Regions from separate parts of the Homo sapiens genome. Here region 2 is linked to region 1. A link is a contact called in ENCODE Hi-C or POLR2A ChIA-PET data. All regions are on one chromosome and are shown on one strand. The core of a region is the stretch at or near the end of the contact, and the rest is flanking DNA. Distances in the headings are between cores, read along the strand shown. Region 1 holds the start of THTPA (thiamine triphosphatase). Region 2 holds the start of DHRS2 (dehydrogenase/reductase 2).

Region 1 (7,946 bases), core at 1,336-3,835:
AGATCGAGACCATCCTGACTAACAGGGTAAAACCCCATCTCTACTAAAATTACAAAAAATTAGCCGGGCATGGTGGTGGGCACCTGTAGTCCCATCTACTTGGGAGGCTGAGGCAGGAGAATGGCATGAACCCTGGAGGCGGAGCTTGCAGTGAGCCGAGATGGCGCCACTACACTCCAGCCTGGGCGACAAAGCGAGACTCCGTCTCAAACAAACAAACAAACAAAAATTAGGAGGGTGGGGTGGCACGTGCCTGTAGTCCCAACTACTCAGGAGGCTGAGGCGGGAGAATCATTTGAACCCAGGAGGCAGAGGTTGCAGTGAGCTGAGACGCCAGAGTGAGACTCTGTCTCAAAAAAAAAAAAAAAAAAAAAAAAAAAGCAGATGCTTAGGAAAGTGGAGTAGCTTGCGGAAGGCCAAACATCTAGAAAGTGAAGCTGGGAGTCGACCTCAGGTCTGGCTCCGGAAACTGGTCTTTCTGTTCAAATAAGCTGCTGCTTTTGCCCCACTGGATTGGATCTTATAACATAAGGAAAAATTAGGTCTTCATCCCAGGTTAACAAAACCGGAAAGCAAAAGATGGATGAAAAGCAGGCTTTAGGAGCTGGGGTTTCTTCTCTCCCTAACCAACAGTGCTTAACATGGAGTGGGGACAGAGGTTGACCCAAGCTACTCCAAGTTCAAGATGCCATTTGTTTATTTATTTATGCACAGGGTCTTGCTCTGTTGCCGAGGCTGGAGTGCAGGCAGTAGCAGGATCGTAGCTCACTGCCCTTGACCTCCTGGGCTCAAGCTATCCCGCTGCCTCAACCTCCTGAGCAGCTGGGACCACAGGCATGCACTACCACACCCGGCTAATTAAAATTTTTTTTTTTTTTTTTTTGTAGAAACAGGGTCTTCCTATGTTGCCCAGGCTGGTCTCAAACTCCTGGCCTCAAATGATCCTCCTGCCTCGACCTCCCAAAGTGCTAGGATTACAAGTGTGAGTCAACACACCTGGCCAAAATGCCATGTCTTTAAACCAGTGTCCTTCTCCCTATAATACCTCTCACTGGTCATGTATTTCCAGAAACATACTGGTGAGAGGGCAGGTGTTGAGAACATGGCACTTCTCACCCATCATAGGAAGGAGTCCAGGAGTTAAGAGCCACGGTTCCTCAGGGAGCTTCCTCACATGGAAGGTCAGACATATAGTTAGAGTCTCCAGATAACCATAGTCCTCAGAGGGAGTAAGAAGGAATCATCTCTATTAATATTTTGTCTCCCAAAGCATTCAAAGGGCCAACCCCCATGTTTTCCTGAATTTTATTTTTTTGGGGACAGATGGAGTCTCGTTCTGTCGCCCAGGCTGGAGTGCAGTGGCGCCATCTCAGCTCACTGCAACCTCTGCCTCCCAGGTTCAAGCAATTCTCATGCCTCAGCCTCTGGAGTAGCTGGGAACACAAGCACGCGCCACCATGCCCGGCTCATTTTTGCATTTTTAGTAGAGACGGCGGGCCGGGGGGGTTTCTCCATGTTGGCCAGGCTGGTCTCGAACTCCTGACCTCAGGTGATTCACCTGCCTCGGCTTCCCAAAGTGCTGGGATTGCAGGTGTGAGCAACCGCACCGGCCTTTCTGTATTCTAAATGAACATAAGTAGTTCTACACCTGACAAAAACTGCTTAGGGACCGCTGGAAACTCTGACAAACTCCTCAGTCTAGCACTCAAGGCTTTTCCCTCAACTGCATTTCTAGCCTCGTCTTCTCCTTACGTACCACCCAGGTGCTCTCCAGTTTCTGGGCCTTTGCTTAGGCTATTCCTGTCTCCATCTAGGTCTCCAACTGTTGAAATACCATCATATCTTTAGTTCCTGGCCAAAATACCACTTTATTCTCTGACAGAAAGTTTCTCACCCACTCTTACCCTCAACGTTCATGCCAGGAGGTATTAGATCCCCTCTAAAACTCCAGAGTAGCTAAACTGGACTTTATTACGCGCTGCCCCCGCCCCCTTCCCTCCCCCCACCCCAACCCCCCTCGCCACCATTGCCACTGGCCTGCGCTTAGCTGGCTGCTATAGCAGATATCTGTTGGACGGTGTGAATGGCTTGTATTCCAGGCCCATCTGCCTGCGTTGGGGGTGCGGCGGGGGGTGTTGGAGACGGGACTGGGGCTTGAGCTCCTTGCACCCGACTCTCCCCGCCGCCTTGTAGCCCCAGTTCAGCTTTAGGTAGAGTACCGCAGGCACCAAGTGCAGCTTTCCTGTCGCCATAGCGACGGGCGGGGCGAGATGGCAAAGTCTCCCTTTGGAACTACATCTCCCATCATGCATCCGCGCCTCGGGGTGCCTGGCTCAGCCTCAGGCATGAGACCTGTACCAGCCCCCGGGAGCCGTGCGGGGCCAACAATGAGGAGCAGAATGCAAGGGGCGGCCTCGCTCCCCTGGCCACCGCGGGGGTCGCGGCCTCCCATTACATAGCGCGTGTCTCGAGCCCTGGCCTGCTCTCGGCACCGCCACAACGGGCGTAATATGGCCGCTGGTGCCGGGACCTGCCGGGCGCGCGGAGGGTCGGGCCGAGGTCCGGGATCCGGAACTGCTCCCGGCATTCCTCGCGAGTGTATGGCGTGGGCTCCCTTCCCCCTCTGTGGGTCCCGCGAGGAGACTCTCGGGCTTTGAGGTGAGACCTGAAGTTCCGCTGGCCGGTAGTGTAGCAGGAAAGGGCAGGTCCTCCCGGGTCGTGAGCCAGTAGCCTCCTGGGGTGGCAAGGTGTAGAGAGGGGGGCGTTGAAAGGACACCCGCTACCCGGCCTGCTTTCTAGGGGTCTCTTTGGATTGAGGACATCAGCAGCAGTGGAAGGGATTTTACTGGAGACCTGTCACTGTCAGAGCCTTAAAATATCACCGACGGGGCCTTAATGTCACCGAGGTAGAGAGAAAAGGGCAGTAGCCCTAGAGACTATTGCGACACAGTGTGCCCCTCATAAGTTTTTCCAGGGAGGGGTTCTGTACTGAGTTGACGCCCCAGGAGCTGAGCACCAGGCTTTGCATCCTTGGGAACTCAGCAAACGTTTGTTCAGCCAATTGCAGGTAGCATGGCCCAGGGCTTGATTGAGGTGGAGCGAAAGTTCCTTCCAGGGCCTGGCACAGAGGAGCGGCTGCAGGAGTTGGGGGGCACCCTGGAGTACCGGGTCACCTTCCGAGACACCTACTATGACACCCCTGAGCTGAGCCTCATGCAGGCTGACCACTGGCTGCGACGACGAGAGGATAGTGGATGGGAGCTCAAATGTCCTGGAGCAGCAGGTGTCTTAGGACCCCACACGGAGTATAAGGAACTCACAGCGGAACCTACAATTGTGGCCCAACTCTGTAAGGTGCTGCGGGCTGACGGCCTGGGGGCTGGAGATGTGGCTGCTGTGCTGGGCCCACTGGGGCTGCAGGAAGTAGCTAGTTTTGTGACTAAGCGGAGTGCCTGGAAGCTGGTGCTCTTGGGAGCTGATGAAGAGGAGCCACAGCTCAGGGTGGACTTGGATACAGCCGACTTTGGCTACGCTGTGGGTGAGGTAGAGGCCCTGGTGCATGAGGAGGCTGAAGTACCAACTGCCCTAGAGAAGATCCACAGGCTCAGCAGCATGCTTGGTGAGGGAGACAGGCCCTTTTGTGCTTTTCCTGCTCCCCACTTTTCTCTTTTGGAGGCACCTGCTGGACCATGCAGTGGGGGAGGGCCTCCGGATTAAAAATTTTTTTTTTAATAGAGACAAGGTTTTGCCGTGTTGCCCAGGCTGGTCTGGAACTCCTGGACTCAAGCAATTTGCCTGCCTCGGCCTTCCAAAGTGCTGGGATTACAGGTGTGAGCCTCTGTGCCTGGCCTGGATTATTTTTGTAATGGGAATTGTTTTAGCAATTTTCTAAGTTTGCTTACAGTTCTGTGAAATCTCGTTTTCTCTTTAACAGTAGCTAATTTGGATCTAGTCCTTCCACGTGTCTAATTCCAGCCAACCTGCCTCATTTAGTTCTCATACCTATAGCCAGATCTCCTTCAGTTTCATTTCTCAGTTCCCTGCTTTGACTCTTCCTTCCCCCAATCTCTTTTTTTTCTTCTTCTTCAGTCACCACTCCTCCACAAGGAGTAAAAAGTAAGCCTTTTTACAAAAGCTGCCCTCTGGGAGGCTCAGACCCAGGATCTTCAGATCATGAGACTGATGCACTGCCCACTACACTGAGAGTCCAACCAGTCTTGTCCTTTTGTTTTACAATTACCTAGATCCTTTTAATTTGTCCTTTTGGCTTTTTGTAAAGGACAATAACATTATAGTTATGTGAGACAGTGGGGCATGATTTGGCAGATTTGTTCCTAAGCATAATTCCCTTGTAGACAGTTCATCCACACTAGGAATTGTGCATCCCATGGGGCCTTACAGCCCTGCAGTGCTGTTTGAGCCCCCTCAGCAAACATACACTGAGTTCCTTGCTATGTGCCCAGCATGCTGCCAGGCACTAACAACAAGACACTGGCAACAGGCAGTTCCATTCTCACCTCACCATGTAGAGGCGAGAATTCTATGTGAATCCCACCCCATGGCTATAGCTTCCCTCCTCTTCTTTCTATAGCTCTTGGTTTCTATGTGTACATCTCTGCATGTGCTTCATTACTAAGCTAATGAGCTTTGGCCTGGTCTAGGGCTTTAATCTTGATTGCGGAACAGGGTAATAACTGAAATGAGCTGACGCTGAGGCATCCTTCGTTTATCTTGGTGCCTGGGTGCCTCTTCGCCATTTCTCCTTGCTGGAGGAGAGAGGCTGAGGTGTGGCTTCTAGTCCCACTCTTGCCTGAAGTTGCTCTTTTAGGTCCCACTTCCACAGGCAGGCAGGGAGTGGACTAGTGTGTTACAGAAGCTGGGTGGGTGACATTCAGAACCCCAGTGTGGCTTTGGAAACATCCACGGAGTCCTGGCTAGGTGGGCAGGGAGCAGAGTCCAAGTGCTTGTGGCTCTGTCCATTTCTCTCCTCATTGTCCTTTTACCTGTAGGTGTGCCTGCACAGGAGACAGCACCAGCCAAGCTGATTGTGTATCTACAGCGTTTCCGGCCTCAAGACTATCAGCGCCTGCTAGAAGTGAACAGCTCCAGAGAGAGGCCACAGGAGACTGAAGATCCTGACCACTGCCTGGGCTAGGGGTGTCACTTCCTAGAAGGGGAAGGGAACTCTGGGTCTAACGGAGTCCACTCCTGGGCCCACTGTGCCTCTCCCCTCAGTGTCCCTTCTGACAGTGACTCCTCTCTCTCCAGCGCTGCCTGTTTCTTCCCCCTCCTCTAAGCTACTCTTCCTTGAGCCCTCCCTGGCTGCTTCCTCTCGCTCATCCGTCAGATGCAATCTGTGGGCCGCCCCTCTCCCCTGGCCGCTAAGCAGCCTCCATTGATTTCCGCTCGTGTTTATAGGATTTCCACTTAGCCGTGATCAGTAGTTAAGCACAGGAAAATCCCTTGCCACCCCCCCTCCCTTGGTCGATGCCATTGATTCTGCCAGCGGCTCCTAAACCGCCTTACAGCTGAGTTAGAAGATGAGGAGAGGCAGCAGGGATTTCCCTGCCTTGGGATGTGGGAAACAGAAGAAAAGTTGAGGAAATGGTTGGGAATCGCTGTTAGAACTCTAGAAATTCTAATCTGACTTTGCCACTGTGCCCAGCTCTGGCCCAGAGGGTAGAGTGCCTCCTGTGGAAGTTTAGGGGCAAATTTGTTCCCTGACCTGGAGAGGGTTAGAAAGAACCAACAGCTGCCCCCTCCCCGCCCCCGTGTTGAGACAGGTTCTCAAGGCTCAGGGGAAGATGCATACCTCCTATGTAAGAATGCTCTTCCCTTGCTGTTATTCATACACACTTTCCACTTCAAATATACCCAAATATGGCTTTCCTCACTTCTCAGGCTTTATTGGGCTTTATTTGTGGGAGAAGGGGGCTGGTCCCCAGTTTTTGCAGTGCAAAGCCAGAGCGCCACCTGCTGGTAGCCCTCAGGTGTAGGTTCGAAGCTGCTGGGGCCCCCTGGGGTTTGGGACACAGGAGAATTTCAGGCTGTGAGTGGAGACAGTTACTGCCACGATTCCACAGGCAAGTTGTTCACCTCAAAGATCTCCTGCACCGACTGGTGAAAGTGGTCGTAGGTGAGGCGCAGCTTTAGCCGCAGGGGGGCCTAGGAATAGGAGAGCAGGGACCAGGGTTAGCACCCACGGCTTCTTCTATCCCTGGGTCTTGTCTTGGGGGAACTCCTGAAGCTCACCTTGTTAGGATTGAGGATTCTGAAGAGCTGGGTGATAGGAAGGCCACCCCGAGCTGGAACTGTGTTCCCACTGGGGGCCTGCAGCTGCAGCTGGAGACTCTGAACACAGGAGTTTAACAGAGCACAGTATGGCAGTAGGTAGGGCTCAGGCAGCCCCTCTATACTCAGTGGCTCCACACCCTTTTCCTGTAACTCCCCAAGTGCTGATCTCCAGATGACTCAATCCCATCTCACACTGTCTCCCACCCACCTCCTCCACTTAGTGGCCTTTTCTCCTGGAGTCCCCAGGCCACCTCTGAACTCTGATCTTTACAAACCTTGGGCACAGCAGCCTGGCAGATGAAATGGGTGACATCACCCTCTGAGAAGTTGGTGGCAGTGATGGTGATTAACAGCAAAGCAGGGTTTTCAGGGGGTCGAATGAAAGACAGATTCAGCTGTACTCCCTCACGCTCAAACACTTTGAGATCTGGGATGGGAGCTGGAGTAGGGAGACAGAAGCAGCTCAGTGTGCAGGTTTGAGAGAACATGTTTGTTCATTCATTCAACAAAAATTGAGTAAACACCTACTGGCCCTGCACTACTCGAAAGGCTAGTAACAAAGTAGACATGTAGATGAGGATGGAGCTTACTGTCTAATGGGGGAGAGAAACAATAAAAAAAGGCCGGGCGTGAGCCAGTAATCCCAGCACTTTGGGAGGCTGAGGTGGGTGGATCACCTGAGGCCCGGACTTGGGAGGCTGAGACACAAGAACAGCTTGAACCCGGGAGGCAGAGGTTGCAGTGAGCCGAGATCACGCCACTGCACTCCAGCCTGGGTGACAGAGCAAGACGCTGTCTCAAAAAAAAAAAAAAAAAAAAAAAAAAAAAGGCAAGATAATTACAGACCATAATAGATGCTATGAAGGAAGTAAGTCATGCCAGAATAACTGGGGAGAACTGACTTAAATAGGAGTGGTAGGGGAAGGCATCTGACATTTTAGCTGAAGCCTGAAGAGTGAGAATGAGCTGGTCATTTGATGTGCTGGGGAAAGAACATTCCATGTAAAAAAGAACATGAAATGCCAAGGGTGGGAGGGTGTGAGGAGCTGAGAAGGGGGCAGTGAGTGGGTAGTGGGAAAGTGGTATAAGAAGGGTTGGGGAGGAAGCAGGGCCCTGTAGGCCAGGGAAAGAAGTCTGGAACAAAGGGAAGACAGATGACCATGATTGACTTCATTCTTTTACCTCCTGAGATGGCGATGGGATGGGGGACACACAGGAAGAAGCAGGGTCCATGAGCCTCAGCCCTTGGCTTAGGAGGAGGAGCAGTACATTTCCACCTACCTTCTCTAAGACATCTTCCCTTTGCTTAGGCTTACCTGGGGGTGGAGGTACACAGGGAAGGTCAAGCAGGTGTACCAGGGCACCTCCTGGGGAGGGGTCCAGATGGGGAGGATGCTGGACATCCCCAGAAGCCCCATCCAGGAGATCTAGCAGATCCAGGAGCTGTGAGGCCTGGCAGAAGGGACAGAAGGGGCAGGGCTGGGTATGAAGCTCAGCCCGTCTTCCTACCCCAGAGTTTCTAGCCTTCTCACCTGGGGCTCTGTGGGCACTGGGGCTGCTTCTGAAAGCTGGGCTGCTTCTTTGCTTTCCTTTGCTTCCTCATCAGCCTGAGGGCCATCTCGCTCCACAAGAGGCATTTTTTCCAGGATGGC
Region 2 (7,946 bases), core at 3,038-5,537, 80 kb after region 1:
AGCTAGGAACACATCTCACAGGTGCTGTTACTCTAGCCTTCCAGCAGGGGGCGTCCTGTCCCGACAAAAGGCGAGTCCTCTTTTTCCTGCTGTCCTCCCAGCCAAGGAGACTGGATTCCTCTCAACCTCAAAAGGGGGTTAATCTGAGCTCGCAGCAGAAGGAGAGGAGTTCCCCAGGGGGGGCATAACAATGTTCAGAATCTGGTGTCCTGTTTAGAAAAGGTAGACCAATCAGGAGCTGAAACCCCTTGTCTCCACGTAATGCAAGGCTGTAAATATGACCTTGCAGGAAGGAGAGAGGCGTGAGAGAGTAAGCGAGAGCAACAGCAGGCAGAGTGGAAGCAGCTGGGAGGAAAGAGGGAGGAGGTCTAGGACCTACAAAGATTGTTTTTGGAAATACAATATCAGAAGAGATATAAATCGGAAATCAAGGCTTCCTTCCCAAAGCAAAGCATTTGGTCGCCTGCATTTTGACACTGAGTACAGACTGATATTTAATAGACAGTTTCTTCACAATTCCTGAGCAGCACCCATTCACTTATAATTTATAGATACAGACCCCTAACTCGAAGGAACTGAGTTATGCAAGAGTTGCTAAGGAACAAGGGGAGATGCAGTAGGTAAGGCAGGGGTTGCTTAGTAACCAGGAGTCCCTTGGTGATGGAGTGGCCAGAGCATGTCTGGAACTGATGAGGGTCTGTAGACAGAGTCATCCCAGGCCAGAGCCTCCTGCAAGTTCACATCTGTCGGCCCCTTGGCCCAGAGCTGCCAGAGCCTGCCTCTCTTCACCTTCCTGGCACTGTCCTGTCCCACATGAAAAGCACACTGCTAAGTCCCTGAGTGCCCTGCTAACTAACCCCTTGCTGGAACCACTCCTTCCCTCCCTCTCTCAACAGGAAGCTCATCAGATTCTTCCATTAGAGTAGGGAATGGCAGGCCAATGGGAATCCCACATAGGGGAAGGCAGGAGCCTCTGGGCTAACATGAATGTGGAGCTGGGAAATTAGGATTTGGGTGAAAGAGGGTCTCCTAGACAAGCATCCCTGGCATTTTCCAGTTCATGGTGATATATCTTCATACCTGAGTCTCCCATGCCAGATCCTCTCCCTGCCTTCACATCTGCGCATAGCTACAGAGGCACACCGTTCCCTTCTGAAGGGCCTCCTGAGGGCACAGGTCTCCACACAGCAGCCTGGATGTCTGTGGCTGGTTTAACTGGCTCAGCTCCACGGACATCCCTTCAGAGAGCTTCAATCAGCACCGGCCTGCTGGAGTCATTCAGAACTGCAGTCTGCTTTCTCAGGCATGAGCCCCCCATTCTCTGTATTCCAGGCACATAGGCATCCCTGCTCTCTCCCAAACACCCTGGACATCCACACCCTCCATTCTTCCTCTCAGCCTGTTCCCCTTGACAGGAGGATCTATCCTGTTGCTGCCCCTGTCAAAATCCTCCTCAGTCTTGCAGGTCCTATCTACCTGCAACTTTCCCAGCCTGATTAGCTCACCAGCCTTATTGAGCACTCCTGTGTTTCAAGCCCTGGGCCCCAAGAGGGAGGAGTGGAGCCTGTGTTCAAGGAACTCACATGACACTCATTACTGATCCTCTGCTTCCTGGCTAGGATACTCCATGAAAGCCCTCTGTGAACTGAATGTTTAAAATCAGAAAGTTTTGCTTATTTAAAGCAAAGCCCTTTGCATAGAACAACTTTGAGAAAGTATCTGAGATGCTGGCAAATTTTCTTCTGAGAAGGGAATTGGAGGATTTAATTTTTGAATTAAGTTTTAAGCTGCTTGAATTTTAAAATTTACCATGAGCAGGTAATCTTTACTTTTAAACTTTTAAATTGTGAATTATAACACATACGTAAAAAGTATACACATACATAGGTGATATAATATATCTTCATGGACATCATGTAGGCATCACTTGCTTATCAAATACAACATTGCCAGCACGCTAGAAGCTCTTTAGTTTGCCCCTTCTTTTTTTTTTTTTTTTTTTTTTTTTTGAGACGGAGTCTCCCTCTGTCACCCAGGATGGAGTGCAGTGGTGCAATCTTGGCTCACTGCAACCTCCAACTCCTGGGTTCAAGCGACTCTCCTGCCTCAGTCTCCCAAGTAGCTGGGACTATAGGCATGCGCCACCACACCTGGCTAATTTTTGTATTTTTAGTAGAGATGAGGTTTCACCATGTTGGCTAGGCTGGTCTCCATCTCCTGACCTCAAGTGATCCCCCTGCCTTGGCCTCCAAAGTGCTGGGATTACAGGCATGAGCCACCGTGCCTAGCCTGTTTGCACCTTCTTAATCATAACTGCCTCCCCACAGCTCTACTGCGGAAATACCCACTCTCCTCACTTTTGTGGTGATCACTGCCCTGCATTTCTCTGTATTTTTGTCACCTGTTTGCCTTCTTAAGCAATATAGAATTGTTTTACCTGTTGTTGAAACTTGTGGACTCAAATAATATGTATTCTTTTGTGTCTGACTTCTTTTACTCAACAGTATATTTTTTAAGATTCCTTTATGTTGTTCAGTGTGGCTTCAGCTCATTCATTTTCATTATTGTATAGTATTCCATTATAGAAATGCAACACAGTTTGTTTATCCATTCCACCGTTAATAGGCATATAGACTTTGATATGGTTTAGGTCTGTGTCCCTGCCCAAATCTCATGTCGAATTGTAATCCCCAATGTTGGAGGAGGGGGCCTAGTGGAAGGTGATTGGATCATGGGGGCAGATTTCCCCCTTGCTGCTCTTGTGATAGTGAGTGAGTTCTCATGAGATCTGGTTGTTTGGAAGTGTGTAGCACCTCCCCCTTTGCTCTCACTTCCTCCTGCTCCAGCTGTGTAAGTTCTGCCTGCTTCATTTCACCTTCTGCCTTAATTGTAAGTTTCCTGAGGCCTTCCCAGCCATGCTTCCTGTACAGCCTGTGGAATTGTGAGTCAATTAAACCTCTTTTCTTTATAAATTACCCAGTCTCAGGTAGTTCTTTTTTTTTTTGAGACAGGGTCTTGCTCTCTCTCCCAGGCTGGAGTACGGTGGTGCAATCTCAGCCTACCACAGCCTTGACCTCCTGGGCTCAAGCAATCGTCCCATCTTAGTCTCCCGAGTAGCTGTGACTACAGGCATGCACCACCACACCCAGCTAATTTTTATAGAGACATGGTTTCACCTTGTTGCCCAGGCTGGTCTCAAACTCCTGAGCTCAAGGGATCTGCCCACCTTGGCCTTCCAAAGTACTGGGATTACAGGTGTGAGCTACCGTGCCTGGCCTCAGTTAGTTCTTTATAGCAGTGTGAAAACAAACTAATACAGACTTGTTTCCAGTTTGGAACATTCTAAGCAGGCTTCTCTGAACCTGTGTGTACAGTCTCTTGGTGCACACATGACCTCCTGTCTGCAGGATGCAAGTTCCCTCTACAGAGTCAGAGATCTTTATTTTCAACTTCTCCGTATAATGCCAAATCATTTCCCAAAGTGATTGTACTTACCCTCTACCCAGCAGTGAATGAGAGTTTCTGTTGATTTTGCTTTTTCAACTAGAAGTGAGAGGTGACAATATGCTAGCAGCCCTTGCTCACTCTTGGTGCCTCCTCGTCCTCCACATCCACTCTGGCTGCACTTGAGGAGCCCTTCAGCCCACCACTGCACTGTGGGGGCCCCTCTCTGGGGCTGGCCAAGGCCGAAGCCAGCTCCCTCTGCTCGCCAGGAGGTGTGGAGGGAGAGGCGCCGGCAGGAGCCCACACTGTACAGGGCACTCACCGGCCAGCAGGGGCTCCGTGGGCCGGCCGGTGCCAGCTGGGCCTGACTGGGGGATGAGCTCCCTCTGGGCTGCTGGAGTGCCTGGGCTAGGTGCCGCAAAGTCCTGCAGTGTGTGCCATTGAGAGGTGAAGCCGGCTGGGCTTCTGGGTCCGGTGGGGACCTGGAGAACTTTTCTGTCTAGCTAAAGGTTTGTAAATGCACCCATCAGCACTCTGTGTCTAGCTAAAGGTTTGTAAATGCACCAATCAGCAATCTGTGTCTAGCCAATCTGGTGGGGACTTGGAGAACTTTTGTGTCTAGCTAAAGGATTGTAAATGCACCAATCAGCACTCTGTGTCTAGCTAAAGGTTTGTAAATGCACCAATCAGCACTCTGTCAAAACGGACCAATCAGCTCTCTGTAAAACAGACCAATCAGCTCTCTGTAAAATGGACCAATCAGCTCTCCATAAAATGGACCAATCAGCAGGATGTGGGTGTGGCCAGTTAAGGGAATAAAAGCAGGCTGCCTGAGCCGGCAGCAGCAACCTGCTCTGGTTCCCTTCCACGCTGTGGAAGCTTTGTTCTTTTGGTCTTCATGATAAATCTTGCTGCTGCTCACTCGTTGGGTCCGTGCCACCTTTAAGAGCTGTAACACTCACCGCGAAGGTCTGCAACTTCACTCCTGGGGCCAGCAAGACCACGAATGCACCGAGAGGAATGAACAACTCTGGACACACCATCTTTAAGAACCGTAATACTCACCGCAAGGGTCTGCAACTTCATTCTTGAAGTCAGTGAGGCCAAGAACCCATCAATTCCGTACACATTTTGGTGACTTTGAAGAGACTGTCACCTATCACCAAGTGGTGAGACTATTGCCAAGCAGTGAGACTATTGCCAAGTGGTGAGACCATCACCAAGCGGTGAGACTATCACCTATCGCCAAGTGGTGAGTACCATCAGATCCCTTTCATTTGCTATTCTGTCCTATTTTTCCTTAGAATTCGGTGGCTAAATTCTGGGCACCTGTCGGCCAGTTAAAAGTGACTAGCGCAGCCGCTGGACTAAAAACGTGGGTGTCAGGCTTTCTGGGAAAGGGATCTCTAACAACCCCTGGCTCTGTGGAGTTGGGAATGTTGTTTTGCCTGGAACCAGCTTCCGCTTTTCCTGTACTTCTGGGCTGAGCTGAGGGTCAACAGAGAGGAAAGCCATTCAGCTCCGGAGTCCCCACAACAAGTTGGTTGACCCTGCGGCCATGAGCGGAACTCTCAAAGGCATGTTGCCCAAGTGAGACTCACCTATCTATCCTATCTATCCTGACCCTTGCTCGCTGGGTCCTAATGCCTGCCAGACAAACTTTCTCTCTCCTCTCTTCTCCTAGGCTAGTCCCACTTCTAAAAAACCACTCCCTGTCTCTGGTGCTTTTCTAATTTCTCTTATAAGAATGATTTCTAGTAAAAATTTCAGGACTCTGTTACCTTCTTTAGGCACCTGGGCTCACCAATCAGAAAGACATAATTTTTGCCCAAAGCCCAGTTGTAGGGGGAACTATCTGGAATTTTAGAATCCCTCCTCAGATAAGCAGGTCTAACAAAAGCTATTCCTGAAGCTAGGATAGGGGGAGCCTCAGAAATTGTATCCTTCCTATTCATATAAGTGAGGACAAAAGGTGTCACTTTTCCAACCCTGGAGACCCCTTCCCTCCCTCAGGTTACTCTTCTTCATTTTTGGGGCATAACATCTTTATAGGACACGGGTAAGTTCCCAATACTAACAGGAGAATGCTTAGGACTCTAACAGGTTTTCGAGAATGCGTCGGTAAGGGCCACTAAATCCGATTTTTCTCGGTCCTCCTCATGGTCTAGGAGGACAAGCAAGGGTGCAGCACTCTATGTCTAGCTAATCAGGTGGGGACTTGGAGAACTTTTGTGTCTAGCGAAAGGATTGTAAATGCACCAATCAGCACTCTGTGTCTAGCTAAAGGTTTGTAAACACAGCAATCAGCACTCTGTCAAAATGGACCAATCAGCTCTCTATAAAACAGACCAATCAGCTCTCTGTAAAATGGACCAATCAGCAGGATGTGGACAGGGCCAGATAAGGGAATAAAAGCAGGCCACCCGAGCCAGCAGCAGCAACCTGCTTGAGTCCCCTTCCACACTGTGGAAGTTTTGTTCTTTCGCTCTTTGCAATAAATCTTGATTCACTGCTGCTCACTCTTTGGGTCCGCGCTGCCTTTAAGAGCTGTAACACTCACCACGAAGGTCTGCAACTTCACTCCTGAGGCCAGTGAGACCACAAACCCTCCAGAAGGAATGAACAACTCCAGACGCACTGCCTTTAAGAGCTGTAACACTCACTGCGAAGGTCTGCAGCTTCACTCCTGAAGCCAGCAAGACCACTAACCCACCAGGAGGAATGAACAACTCCGGACGGGAGGAATGAACAACTCCGGATGGGAGGAATGAACAACTCCGGACACACCATCTTTAAGAACTGTAACACTCATTGCGAGGGTCCGTGGCTTCATTCTTGAAGTCAGCGAGACCAAGAACCCACCAATTCCAGACACAGAAGCAGTTAATTAATAACTGGTATAATTATTTGTTGGTGCCTGGCATCTCATTTAACTGGGAAGCTGCATGGTTGGGGTCCAGGGCTGAGTCTGTCGTTTACTAAGGTGTCCCCGCCTCTACTGCCCAGTGCTTGACACATTGCCAGTGCTCAATGTTTGCTATGCAATGGATGGAAAAATCACCCTTGTCTAATGAATGTTGAGTCTCACATTTTAATTTGTGAATAATTTCCCCAGTTTTATAGCTTAGGAGTTTTCATGGATTGCTTTCCTGACCTGAGGTTCACATGTTTGAAATTTACCCTAACCAGCCTGACTCTCTGCCACTTTCTGTTGCTGGCCTTGTCTGTCTGGAGGAAGGAGGAGGGTAGATTACCTTCATGCTCACTGAGGCATCAGTGATAAGTGAAATTGATTCTTTCCCCCAGGCCTGATTCAGCAGGAAGCATCTCAGACACCAACCACTATGCTGTCAGCAGTTGCCCGGGGCTACCAGGGCTGGTTTCATCCCTGTGCTAGGCTTTCTGTGAGGATGAGCAGCACCGGGATAGACAGGAAGGGCGTCCTGGCTAACCGGGTAGCCGTGGTCACGGGGTCCACCAGTGGGTGAGTGCTGGATTGCCCATGGGTCCTGGCCCCTCACAGGGTCCTTGTGGCTTCCACAAGGACTCAGGGTTTTAAAGCAAGACCCAGCCTTATTTGCTGATTTCCAGAGCTGGGTAGAGGAAGGACAGTGGAGAGAGGCTGAGGCTGACTTTTGCCCTCCATCTCTGCATTCAGGATCGGCTTTGCCATCGCCCGACGTCTGGCCCGGGACGGGGCCCACGTGGTCATCAGCAGCCGGAAGCAGCAGAACGTGGACCGGGCCATGGCCAAGCTGCAGGGGGAGGGGCTGAGTGTGGCGGGCATTGTGTGCCACGTGGGGAAGGCTGAGGACCGGGAGCAGCTGGTGGCCAAGGTGAGGGGGCAGGCGGTGGAAGGACACAGAGAGGGGAACATGCAGAACCTTTCCTTCACTGCTTGGCCCTTGTGGGGTGGGTCTAGAATATGTCCTGAGACCATGACTGCACCCAGGCTGCCCAAGCTAACCTCGCTACCCAGAAGGTCCCTCAGGAAAGTGACCTGTTCGTGAGAGGACCCTCACCCCACCCCCAGGCCCGGGGAGAATCACTGTGGAGGAGGAGTCTGAAGGGGTGAGGGAGGTCCCCAGAGGGACTCCTGGAGCAGACCTTCCTCTCTCAGTGCCTGGCCCCAGGAGCCTGCCCTTGGGACACCTAGGTCATTTTCCTTTAGGAGCTCTGCAAGCTTTGCCTGAAGGCCTTATGACCTGGGCTGCCCTGGGAGGGATAGTCCTCCTCAGGCCATCTCCACACTCATCCAATCTCCTCTCCGCAGGCCCTGGAGCACTGTGGGGGCGTCGACTTCCTGGTGTGCAGCGCAGGGGTCAACCCTCTGGTAGGGAGCACTCTGGGGACCAGTGAGCAGATCTGGGACAAGGTGAGAGGCCTCCCCTGGGGAGGCGGCTGAGGGCCCGATTCCAGCTCTGCACTGGGCTCCAGCATGCCTGTGCCCACCAAGACTCTGTTTCCCTCCAGAGGTTATGGGAGAAGCAGGCCCTGGGTGG

Evidence for each region. Hi-C counts contacts between places; a loop is a spot of excess contacts on that map. ChIA-PET counts read pairs that join two places held with the same protein, here RNA polymerase II (POLR2A). Pooled maps may share reads with other maps.
Region 2: POLR2A ChIA-PET joins it to region 1 with 12 read pairs in HepG2. The contact joins the promoter of DHRS2 here to the promoter of THTPA in region 1. A Hi-C loop is called at or near these places in 4 of 50 pooled maps. POLR2A ChIA-PET finds 5 or more read pairs at or near these places in 2 of 52 experiments (BJ and HepG2).

Annotation. Positions count from the first base shown.
Region 1 is chr14:23,553,686-23,561,631 of GRCh38, forward strand. THTPA (thiamine triphosphatase) reads left to right here and starts at 2,586. Exons shown (of 2, transcript NM_024328.6): 1 at 2,586-3,619; 2 at 5,010-6,586. The coding sequence starts at 3,073. The coding sequence ends at 5,155. It overlaps AP1G2 (adaptor related protein complex 1 subunit gamma 2), which reads right to left. Exons shown (of 22, transcript NM_003917.5): 18 at 7,827-7,946; 19 at 7,611-7,746; 20 at 6,570-6,733; 21 at 6,253-6,351; 22 at 5,882-6,165. The coding sequence ends at 6,064. It overlaps AP1G2-AS1 (AP1G2 antisense RNA 1), which reads left to right and starts at 7,412. Exons shown (of 4, transcript NR_110555.1): 1 at 7,412-7,946. It also overlaps a transcript of ZFHX2 not described here. RefSeq lists enhancers at 1,966-2,900, 2,459-2,718, 3,579-3,628.
Region 2 is chr14:23,632,077-23,640,022 of GRCh38, forward strand. It overlaps DHRS2 (dehydrogenase/reductase 2), which reads left to right and starts at 4,288. Exons shown (of 9, transcript NM_005794.4): 1 at 4,288-4,696; 2 at 6,751-6,928; 3 at 7,103-7,280; 4 at 7,718-7,819. The coding sequence starts at 6,789.